Regions from separate parts of the Homo sapiens genome. Here region 2 is linked to region 1. A link is a contact called in ENCODE Hi-C or POLR2A ChIA-PET data. All regions are on one chromosome and are shown on one strand. Each heading gives the region's core, a stretch centred on a gene start or an enhancer-like site at or near the end of the contact. The rest is flanking DNA. Distances are from core to core; before and after follow the strand shown.

The links. A loop is a pair of places that touch in the nucleus more often than their neighbours do. ChIA-PET counts read pairs that join two places held with the same protein, here RNA polymerase II (POLR2A). Pooled maps may share reads with other maps.
Region 2: a map of endothelial cell of umbilical vein shows a loop between it and region 1 (7-fold over the local background). The contact joins two enhancer-like sites. A Hi-C loop is called at or near these places in 5 of 168 maps with a recorded cell type or tissue (cardiac septum, endothelial cell of umbilical vein, ovary and 1 more) and 1 of 50 pooled maps. POLR2A ChIA-PET finds 5 or more read pairs at or near these places in 5 of 52 experiments (HEK293, MCF 10A, OCI-LY7 and 2 more).

Annotation. Positions count from the first base shown.
Region 1 is chr10:30,811,025-30,815,927 of GRCh38, reverse strand. No RefSeq gene overlaps it. Among named protein-coding and RNA genes, the nearest start is that of LINC02644, 90 kb to the right of the region's middle. Within about 2 kb of position 1,972, at least 14 of the 41 ENCODE cell types and tissues checked have a DNase peak (open chromatin) inside an H3K27ac peak, as active enhancers do; they include endothelial cell of umbilical vein and ovary, where a contact is called at or near this core.
Region 2 is chr10:30,855,901-30,860,803 of GRCh38, reverse strand. The region is part of intron 5 of ZNF438 (zinc finger protein 438); the gene reads left to right. Among named protein-coding and RNA genes, the nearest start is that of LINC02644, 140 kb to the right of the region's middle. Within about 2 kb of position 2,750, at least 17 of the 41 ENCODE cell types and tissues checked have a DNase peak (open chromatin) inside an H3K27ac peak, as active enhancers do; they include endothelial cell of umbilical vein and ovary, where a contact is called at or near this core.

The DNA.
Region 1 (4,903 bases), core at 723-3,222:
ATCCACTTGCCTCAGCCTCTCAAAGTGCTGGGATTACAGGCGTGAGCCAGTGCACCCAGCCCTGGCACCATGCTTCTTATACTCTTTGCTGAACCATGAGCTAAATAAACCTTTTTTCTGCCTAAATTACCCAGCCTCAGGTATGACTTGACAGCCACGCCAAGCAGACTAACACACCTGCTCACAGTTTTTGCCAGCTCTGCTCCTATCTGGGCATGATTCTGGAGCTGAACACAGCCAGGAGCTCCAGGTCCACCTGCATTAGCCTCCCTCAAAGCACAAACATCTGTGAAAGCAGAGGCTCGAGGGACCATTCACTTTTGTTTTCTTATAAATGGTAAAACAAGTACATAACCACTAAAATTAAAAAAAAGTGTGTGCACCTAGACTTCTAATGTGATGGCATCACACTTAGGACATGCTGTTCTAGCAGCTTTGACTGTCAGACCTGGAGTGTCCTTACAGCCACCTCACTACCTTGTTTGGGAAGTGGTAGACTGAGGCAGGAGAGAAGCTAAAGGGGACTAGATGCACGTCTAGGTCTTGCCTAGTCTGGGCCTGCATGGGACATCCATGCATTGCCTTTCCCCACGAGCTCTTCTTCCTCCCACACAAGCAGAGGGCTCCTGGGAGCTCTGCACACCCTCTAGCAGGGGCAACCCCTCCTTGCTGATTCCCCACATTCACCCAAACCCACGTATGTAGACGGCTCCCTGTGGGCCACTCTGGAGACACATGGGGAATGAAACTAAGTCCCCACTGTGCACTTGCAGGACTGTGGGATGATTCCTAAGTCTTGGCCACTGAGGTGACTCTGTAGCTCAGCCTCTGCACCAAACTCCCAGGGATGGTCCAAGTCTTAGCCAAAAACTTTCCAGAACTTTCTAGAATTTTCTAGAACTATAATTCCAGAGATGGAAGGTCTTGGTGTCTGATCATTTGGGGAACCAGCCCACAAGGAAGGTGTTTTCCCAGGTTTAGGGATTGAATCAGGCCTTCTAGTCTTTGGTCATTCCACCCTGAATGTGCCTGATCTCGTCTGAATCTGGTGCTCTAGAGCTGGGGTTTGATCAGCTGCTTGCAGAAGTCAGATTCCATGGACTTCTAGTGTTCCTCAAGATGTTCCATGAAAGTGGACTCTATTTAAGGAAGTTTGGGAAACATTGCAGACACTTATTGCCTCTGGGGGAGTTATAACCATATTATCTCATAAAAGGCTCTAAGAAATCCTATAGGAGAGAAGTTTGTTTAACACTGCATTTTCCTAACACGCTTGATCACAGAATTCTTTTCTTGCAGAACACATAGGGAGAACACAGGATTATATTCAGGACCTTCCCGTTCAATGCCCCAATATCTTGTTTTCTCTGGTCTGGTGGTGAGCTCTCACTCAATAGACCGATTTTTCATGATTGTAGTCATGGAAGCCTTCCTTACCCTTCGCTCCCATAAAAAACTTAAACACAGGGAAAAAAAATAAGTTTCTGGCCTCAATGGAAGTAAACAGCTGGAACTGATGAATTCCAGAAGCAAGTGTTCTTTTTTTTCTGCAAGAATCTATGAGAGAGAGAGAGACAGAGAGAGAGAGAGGGATTGGGGGGAGAGAACACAGAGGCTATGTAAATATAATTATTTCTAAGTAGAGTACCTTCAACATTTTCCATTAGGTAGCAGTGAGGTCACTGTAAGGCCAGCTGTCCAAATATGGGCACTGATTCCCCTGAGTCAGCAAAGCATATAAAAGAATTTCTCTTTGGGGACAGAAATTTCTTGCCACACATTAAAATAAGTACCTCCAAGTGCATGGGGTATTATATTTAGGGTTGTGGCTTTCAAACTTATTTTCAAAGCAGGATAAACCCTTTTTTCCAAGAGAGATGTGATTCAGAAACCCCATTGCACAGCCCCCCAGGCCAGCACCTGAGTCATCTTCAGGAAACCCAGGAATCTAGTCAGGAAACCTGTGGTCTAGGGCCCTGCTACTCAAAGTCTGGTCCACAGACCAGAAACTTCTGCATCACCCTGGTTAGCCATACAGAGCCTCAGCCCCACCCGGACCTGCTGAATCTGAATCTGCATTCCCACACCATTTCTAGGGGATTTGCATGTACATTAAAATTTAAGAAGCAGGTCTAGGGGATTTACTTCTGAATATTTCTTCTGCCATTGGCTCATCCTAAGTACTTGGATGAAGCTTCTTGAAAATTAGTCTGAAAATGTTAGGCTTCCAACCCATCTATGCCTCTAAGTAGGGTAATCCAGGATCGTCGTGTCATTGGCTCAGTGCTTCTCGCCTCTAAAATCTAATCCTTCCCTCTCCCTTCACAGACACAGTGGGAGAAGAAGCAAGGTGTGTTTGGGACGAGGCAGAGAGTAAAGCCAAGACTGTGAGCAGAGGCCCTGAGTTTGAGCCTCAACATTCCTGCCTCTCCTCTGCTGACCTTGCACAGGCTAACTAAAGTATCTGCCAGTTTATCCTCATAGGTCTACAGGGGTGGGAGATGACCATGATGATGATGGTGGTGGTGGTGATGATGATGATGATGATGATAGTGGTGGTGGTGGTGGCGATTATGGTACCAGTACCCATTAAATGCCTGGATGGGCCAGAAGCACTTAGAATCACAAGGTACCTGGTAAGAGCTTTTATTCCCGAGTCAGTGGGAGCTAGCTTCATCCAAGGGCTTCACTTCAAGGAATGCACAAAGGAAAATCTGGGTCTATCAAACAGATAAAATAGGAGTAATAGAGAGTCACCATAGGTGATTTGCAAATAATCCCACACTTAAAGTGTGATGGAAAGAAAGAATGCAACTTAAACTTTCTGATTTACATTGTCACGTTTTTTAGACTTAGAAAAATCTGTTTCTGCTTGGGCTGCTCTACTGATGAGCTCCACGACCCTGGACAAGTCCTTCAGAGCTTTGATCGCACTTTCCTCATCCAGGGTCGGGTAGGAATCCTGCCCTGTCTAGCTTGTGGGAATCTAGGAGGAGGGCCAAGGGAGAGAGTGGGTATGCAAGGGCTGGAAGTTTCTGAAGCTCACATTAGAAGTGAATAGAAGCGCAACCGGTGCCCTAGCCTTCCAGTCTCTGATTCAGCCTCTGCAGAACCGGAGAATGAGAACGTGCAGAGGTCCTTTCCTGCTGGGGCAGGGCAGTGGCAAGAAAGAAAGAGCTCAAAATAGGAACGTGCTCTCTGAAGAGCACAGTGCAGGCAGGAAGTCTTATCCTGCCAGTGTTTCTCCCACGAACACATTCTCTTTATTCTATGAGACACCAGCATAAGGTCACCTGCACGCTGAAACAAAAGGAACCCCCCCCGCCCATTGGAGCTGAGGCTGGGGAAGCAGCCAGGCCAGGGCATAGAGGGGTCCCTGGGGAGGCGGTTGTTGCCAACACTGAGCCAGGCGTCCTGTTGGGGCTGGGTGTATGCATGGGCCACCCTGTGCTGACCCCAGGGATCCCGTGTGCCAGCTCCAAAGGCAGCCCCTCAGCAGGGGCAGTTGGGGACGGTGCTGGCAAGCAGAAAGCTTTCTTCCATGGTGCTCTGAGCCTCTGCAGCCTCTCTGGTTTCTTGGCACCATAAACTGCTTGATCTCCGTCCAGTGATTTGCTCCTATAAACAACAGAGAAGAAGAAAAAAAATAGAAAAGTTGTGAAAAACAGATACAGGGAATTAGGTCACCCTAGAAATTCTAAAACATCAGCAAAGCTCTTGTTTAACATGATTCATTCAGCGACCTCTGACCACAGCCAGGCCTTGAATGTGGAGGCAGAATGTAACAGTGGAGACTGAATGGAGCAGACGGGAAGAAGGTTAAGGTGATCCTTGGCTCGGAGGTGGGGGAAGTGCTGCCGACAGCTTTTGTTCTGATGCATGGGTCTGCTGGAACCGGGGAGCAGAAGGTGGGGGGTGCTGGACGTTCTTTTGGATCCTGATGTAGTAACTGATGCAGGCTGGACCTCTTCATGCAATTCAGCGTCAAGCTCTCCAACTTACAGAGCACCAAGCCAAGATGTTTGCATGGGAACACACGCCACCCCCATCTTTGCGAACTTCATCATTGCACTTCCGTTTCCTTGATCTTGATGCCAATGTGGTGTTTACCGGAGACCAAGTAGTCGCCGGAGATTTATGCGGCAAGAACACCTCCACTGATGAAAGCAAGCCTTCCGCTTGGCTGCAGCCTGGAAGCCACTTAGAAGACTATTTATTCTCTATGCGTCTCTCCATAGACAATCACCCATCGTGGGGAGCACATTTACACCTTAGTCAATGGAATGCATTTTAATTGCGTTAATAAGAATTGAGATAGGACTAAAGACAAAAGGCTCACTCTGTACAAAATTAAAGACTGTTGCTTGTGCTCAAGATCCTGTGGCTAGAGGAGCTTAGACAACAGGACTGCCTGTCTCCTGGGAGCCAAAAGCAGCAAGGAAAGGGATCTTGTTTGCCTTGAGAGAAAATGCAGCTAGCGGCCTGTTGCCTGGCTGCTGAGGGTCTGGAAGGGGAGGGGGCTTATTGGTGGAAGTTAGATTTAACCTAAAGGGAAACGAAGGAAAAAAGAGTTGTAATGTTGTAGAATGGGCGCTCATCTTAAGATTAGCTTGTAGGCAAGCTATTTAACCATTCTATTTCCTCTTCTGTAAAATGGGTATAATGATATTTATCTACTAACATGAGGAAGGTGAAGTAAGAGAAGGGATGGAAATGCGTAATAGATCCATAAAGTAGAACATACAGATGATCCCCTTCTTCAGCGTCTACCGCATATCCTGCACTAGCTCCAAGATGGGCTCTATGCTCATGATTTTACAGCTCTTGCCTCTTTGCATGTTTACAGCAATGCTGAAAGGAAGGCAGGAATTGTCATCCGCATTTTGCAGATGAGGAAAGCAGG
Region 2 (4,903 bases), core at 1,501-4,000, 44 kb before region 1:
CTTACTAGGTATAAACAAAAGTGGGAAGGAGTGTCTCCATAAAGTAGCTCTTTAAAATGCATGTATGTTAACCCTATTCGCATTGAATTGTTAATCCAATTAGCACTTTATCAACTGGGATACAAAAATTTACAGAAGGGCAAGTGGGAGTGGGTTCTGGACAGGGAATCAAAGAGCCTGGCAAGACGGATTGGATTAGATGTTAGGAAAGATTGAGCTACCAGCGTGAGTGTCAAAAGAGAGGCACAAGATTTAAAATACAGTTTCATTATTTACAAGCATAGAGGCAAAGGAAAACTTCCTCTTCACCCCTCTGAAGGTTCACTGATAATGAGCTGACAGATCAGCAGATTAATTGGAGAAAAGGTATATACATTGAATCAGCTGTGTTACATGACACGAGAGCTTTCAGAATGCAGACCCAAAGATGGGAAACTGTCCGTTTTCATGCTGAGGTTCAACAAAACATGGATAGTTGTGGAGAAATATAATTGAACAAAAGGGATGTCATCTAATGCTAATAGAGTGAGTGAGGAAACCCAGCAAGGCTTGTCTGTTTTGGATTGCTATTGACCTCTCTGTGGAACATCCCTTCCTTCTGGGTATGAGGCAGGACCCTCTCTGGAATGCGGGTCCGATGACCTACAATCAAACAAGTAGGTCAGATCATTTCTTTATGGCCAAGGTTAGAGTAATAATTTCAGGTTTTATGGTTGGCTTTGGGGAAAAGTGGTTCTGGTTTCTATGACTCACCTTGGGGAAGAGGGATTCTAGATTCTATGGCTAATCTCGGGGGGAAAATGAAGGGCCAGGGACAGAAGGGCAGAGAGATTTTTGCTTCTGAGGTCTTCATTTTGGGAAGCTATCTTTTGAGGCCAGCACAAGTAATAGCCATTTCTTTTCTCTTTCCTTCATTTACGTTTCAAAATAGAAACACTACTTTAAGGATTCAGAACTACTTCCATATGCTGATCATTCAAGATTTGTGCCTTTTTTTTCCCAACAAAAATAAATGTCAACAACCTGATAGTCTCTAGCAAGAGAAAGTGGAAAACTAGTATATCTGCTGAGCATCTAACATGTAGCAGGAACTACTTGCACCATCATGGGTATTTTTCTCATTTAATCCTGACAGGGACCTTTGTAGGCAGATATTATTATGCCCATTTCATAGATCCTAACATTTAGGCACAGAGAGTGAAGTGCCAAAGCCACAGGTACATGACAGAGCCAGGAGTTGAAACCAAATCTGTCTAAACCCCAAAACACACAGTCTTTCTACTGAAGATCAGATGCTGGCCATAACCACACATAGTAGCTTACAGTCAGCATGCAGAGGTAGAAAGAGCCTTTGGAATAAAATGGGCTAGGATTTGAGTTCCAGCACTGTTACTTATGAGCTTAGAAATCCTTGTAAAACAGACTTGGCTGGGCACAGTGGCTCACGCCTGTAATCACAGCACTTTGGGAGGCTGAGGCAGGTGGATTGCTTAAGTCCAGGAGTTCAAGACCAGCCTGGAAATATGGCAAAACAATATATAAAAAAATACAAAAATTAGCCCAGCATGTTGGTGTGCGCCTGTAGTCCCAGCTACTTGGGAGGCTGACGTGGGAGGATCAGCTGAGCCTGGGGAGTTTGAAGCTGCAGTGAGCCGTGATTACACCACTGCAGTCCAGCCTGAGTGACAGAGTGAGACCCTGTCTCAAAAACAAACAGATACAACAGTGGTTCCTAATTCAGGTTTTTTGGGTATTAAGTGAGATAATGCATGTTATATATTTTGCACAGTACCTAACCCATAAAATCTGCTTATCATTGGGATAATATTAAAGAAACAGTATTGATAAAGAAGCTCAGCTCCTCAGAAAATGAGAATTTCCTTCCCTGCGAAGTGAGGTGATGGATGCACTGTTTGACAAGACAAATCTCAAAGGCCTGTGCTGAGTGGAAGTTGCCCTGCATGTCACTGGTGGTGTTAAGGAGGGAGAGGGGAGTTAGCTAAGAGCAATAATTGAGCAGAACACACAAGTATGTCAAGGAGAATGGACTAAACTAGATTCAGGATACAAGATCTCCAGTTAGGAATGTGCTTGTTTCCTTTGCATTGTCTCAAATTTCCTGAAACTTAGGTCTGAGACATGATGACTCTAGGAGGTCTCCATGCTGCAGATATGTGGACTAGAAATGCATTTGGCATCCTGAGTCCTTAGAAACAAAAGAACACTTGTGCCTATTGCCGGCACGTTTTACAGTGCATGCTCCATAGTCAGTGCTCAATAAATTCCTGTTGACTCTGACTGCTGCTGCAGACCCTGGACAGTAGCTTGGGGAGAGGGTAGGCAATGGCTAAAGGTGTTTATAGGTTTTTCAACAAAATTAAGTTGCACTCCCTTGTGTTATGAGACATTGCTTTTATCCCAGACCTCTCCAGGGTTTTACCATATTTATTTTAACTAGAGACCATCTTGGGAAACAGTTTGAACCCCAAGTGGAATTTATTATTTGAAAGCCAAGTGGCAGGGAAAACAGGGATAACAACGAATGAAATTGAAAATAGAGTATTTCAGTTTAATAAAATTAAAACCAGAACAACACCTAAAATTTTTGGCTCTTTAGTGACCAAGACTTGGCAGAACTTTCCTCGTGAGCCTGGATCCAGGGGGCCTGTTTCAAGAGCAGGGACACGCCTCTCTTTCTCTGCCTGCTCCCTTCTGCACTCTTAGCAGTAGGCCTGTGGGCCCCAGCAGATGGAATAATGGAACTTTGCCCAAACCAGCGACCAGAAGAGGTTGAACAACTTTATTCAGAAGCAACAGAGCAGGCTTTGGTTCTGCCAATGGACATCAGGAAGTGAGCTGTTTGTAGCTATCTAGAGAATTGCCTCATGTGCTTGTCTCTTAATACTATTTGTGGTAGCTGCATTGTGAAACAGTTTAATAAAGCTGGGTAAGACATTGGCACCTAGTGCTATTGAGCCCTCATTCTTTCCTCCACTGCCTTTAACATGTAAATGATATCCATCAGATCCAATCCTTTGATGGCAATGGAGGAGGAGGAGGACACACGTTGCACATTCTCCAAATATCCAACAGCCTTTCTGGATTTCTCAGAGTCCTATGGATAGTAAGTGGCAAATTCAAATATAAAAATATGCTTTTGCTTTCAAATGACTATTAATTTTCTGTGAGTTATCTCTAATAAGTGGGCTTTCAGAAAGTTAGTATAATTTAATGGTAATAGAAATTTTAGGCCAGATGGGGTGGCTCATACCTGTAATCCCAACACTTTGGGAGGCCAAGGCGGGTGGATCACTTTAGGTCAGGAGTTCAAGACCAGCCTGGCCAACATGGTGAAACCCCGCCTCTACTAAAAATAGAAAAATTAGCTGGGCATGGTGGCACATGCCTGTGATCCCAGCTACTCGGGAGGCTAAGGCAGGAGAATCACTTGAACCTGGGAGGTAGAGGTTGCAGTGAGCCAAGATCTCACCACTGCATTCCAGCCTGGGTGACAGCAAGACTGTGTCTCAAAAAAAAAAAAAAAAGAAATTTTAGAATATGACAAGCCATTTCTATTTCAAAATTTATTTTTTCTATTTAAAATTTAGATATGGTATTATATTTTGTGATAAATTCAGACAACTTTACATATAATCCCCCTGCCCTTTGAAGGAAAATGAAGAAAAAGGTCATTGCTTCAAATTGGAGTGGGACAGCTCTGGGTTATGTGGACTTTGGCAGATTATTTAACTTCCTCAAACCTCATTTTTCTTAATCTGTGTAAGGGGAACAGTAATACTTATTCGCAGAGTTTGGATGAAGATTTAATTAAAAGACCTAGCATTAATTCTAGACCATAATAAGGGCTCAACACTTCCTAGTTTCCCTTTAATCCCAGCTAGATCAATTTCTCACCAACTGTAAATGTCACTTTTCAAAATTGTTATTTTAGTATGCTTAACATATTAAAAACAGCCCATATTTAAGATCCTAATATTAAGTATTCCTGTTGAATAATTGTACACAATTAATTTTACTGAGCGACACTTTTATGTCTTCAGTTAATAAAAGTCCATGTTTAGTACCTGAGAGTCCTGTGAGTCTCTTTAACTGTGTTACGGGTAGTTGTGCAGGATTTCCAGAAATTATGAATGTCAGTGGAAATTTTTACTTCTCATTATTTAGTGCACAGTTCTGTAAGATCTGTAATTTAGTGGGTGCAGGTGAGAGTTTTTAGATCACACCATCTGTGAAAGGCCTTGTAAATGTGTAGTGGAATAAACCACTGTTGTATAACTATATTGCCAAGAAAGACTCTGCAGACATACTATCTTAGTATGTTAGAGTTTTTGAAAACTTAATGGCATTTTCAGCTTCTGTAAGGACTCCTGTTGTTCAGACTACTAAAAAACAAAACAAAACAAAACAAAAAAACACGAGTTATTCTAGCATAACTGGCCTTTATTGCAAATTGCCTTATTTTATCTTAAAGAGCAAATGTTTGGAGGAATAATTTGTACAACTCCACTTGTCCTTGGGAGGTAATGAGCTCTAATACTTCTCAGTGCTTAACTTTGGTGGATAGTTATGCACTGCCTGTCGGATTACTTACTAGATTACTTCCCTGATCGTTAGCAATTCTTGTCATTAAGTAGTCAAGGAAAATAAAAGACATGAGCCATTCTCTGTGTGTACATCTAGACAGTCATTTATGCATAGACACACACTCATCACAAATATCCCAAAAGATACTGCTTTTTAAAACTGATTCAACTAGGGAAACTTTCGTTTTCCTTTCATTCATTAAACAAATATGTCTAAGCACCTCCTGTGTGCCAGGCACAGAGCGTATTCGGTGGGAAGTTAGCACTTATCCCATTCCTGACTTCTTAGTTCCTCCAGG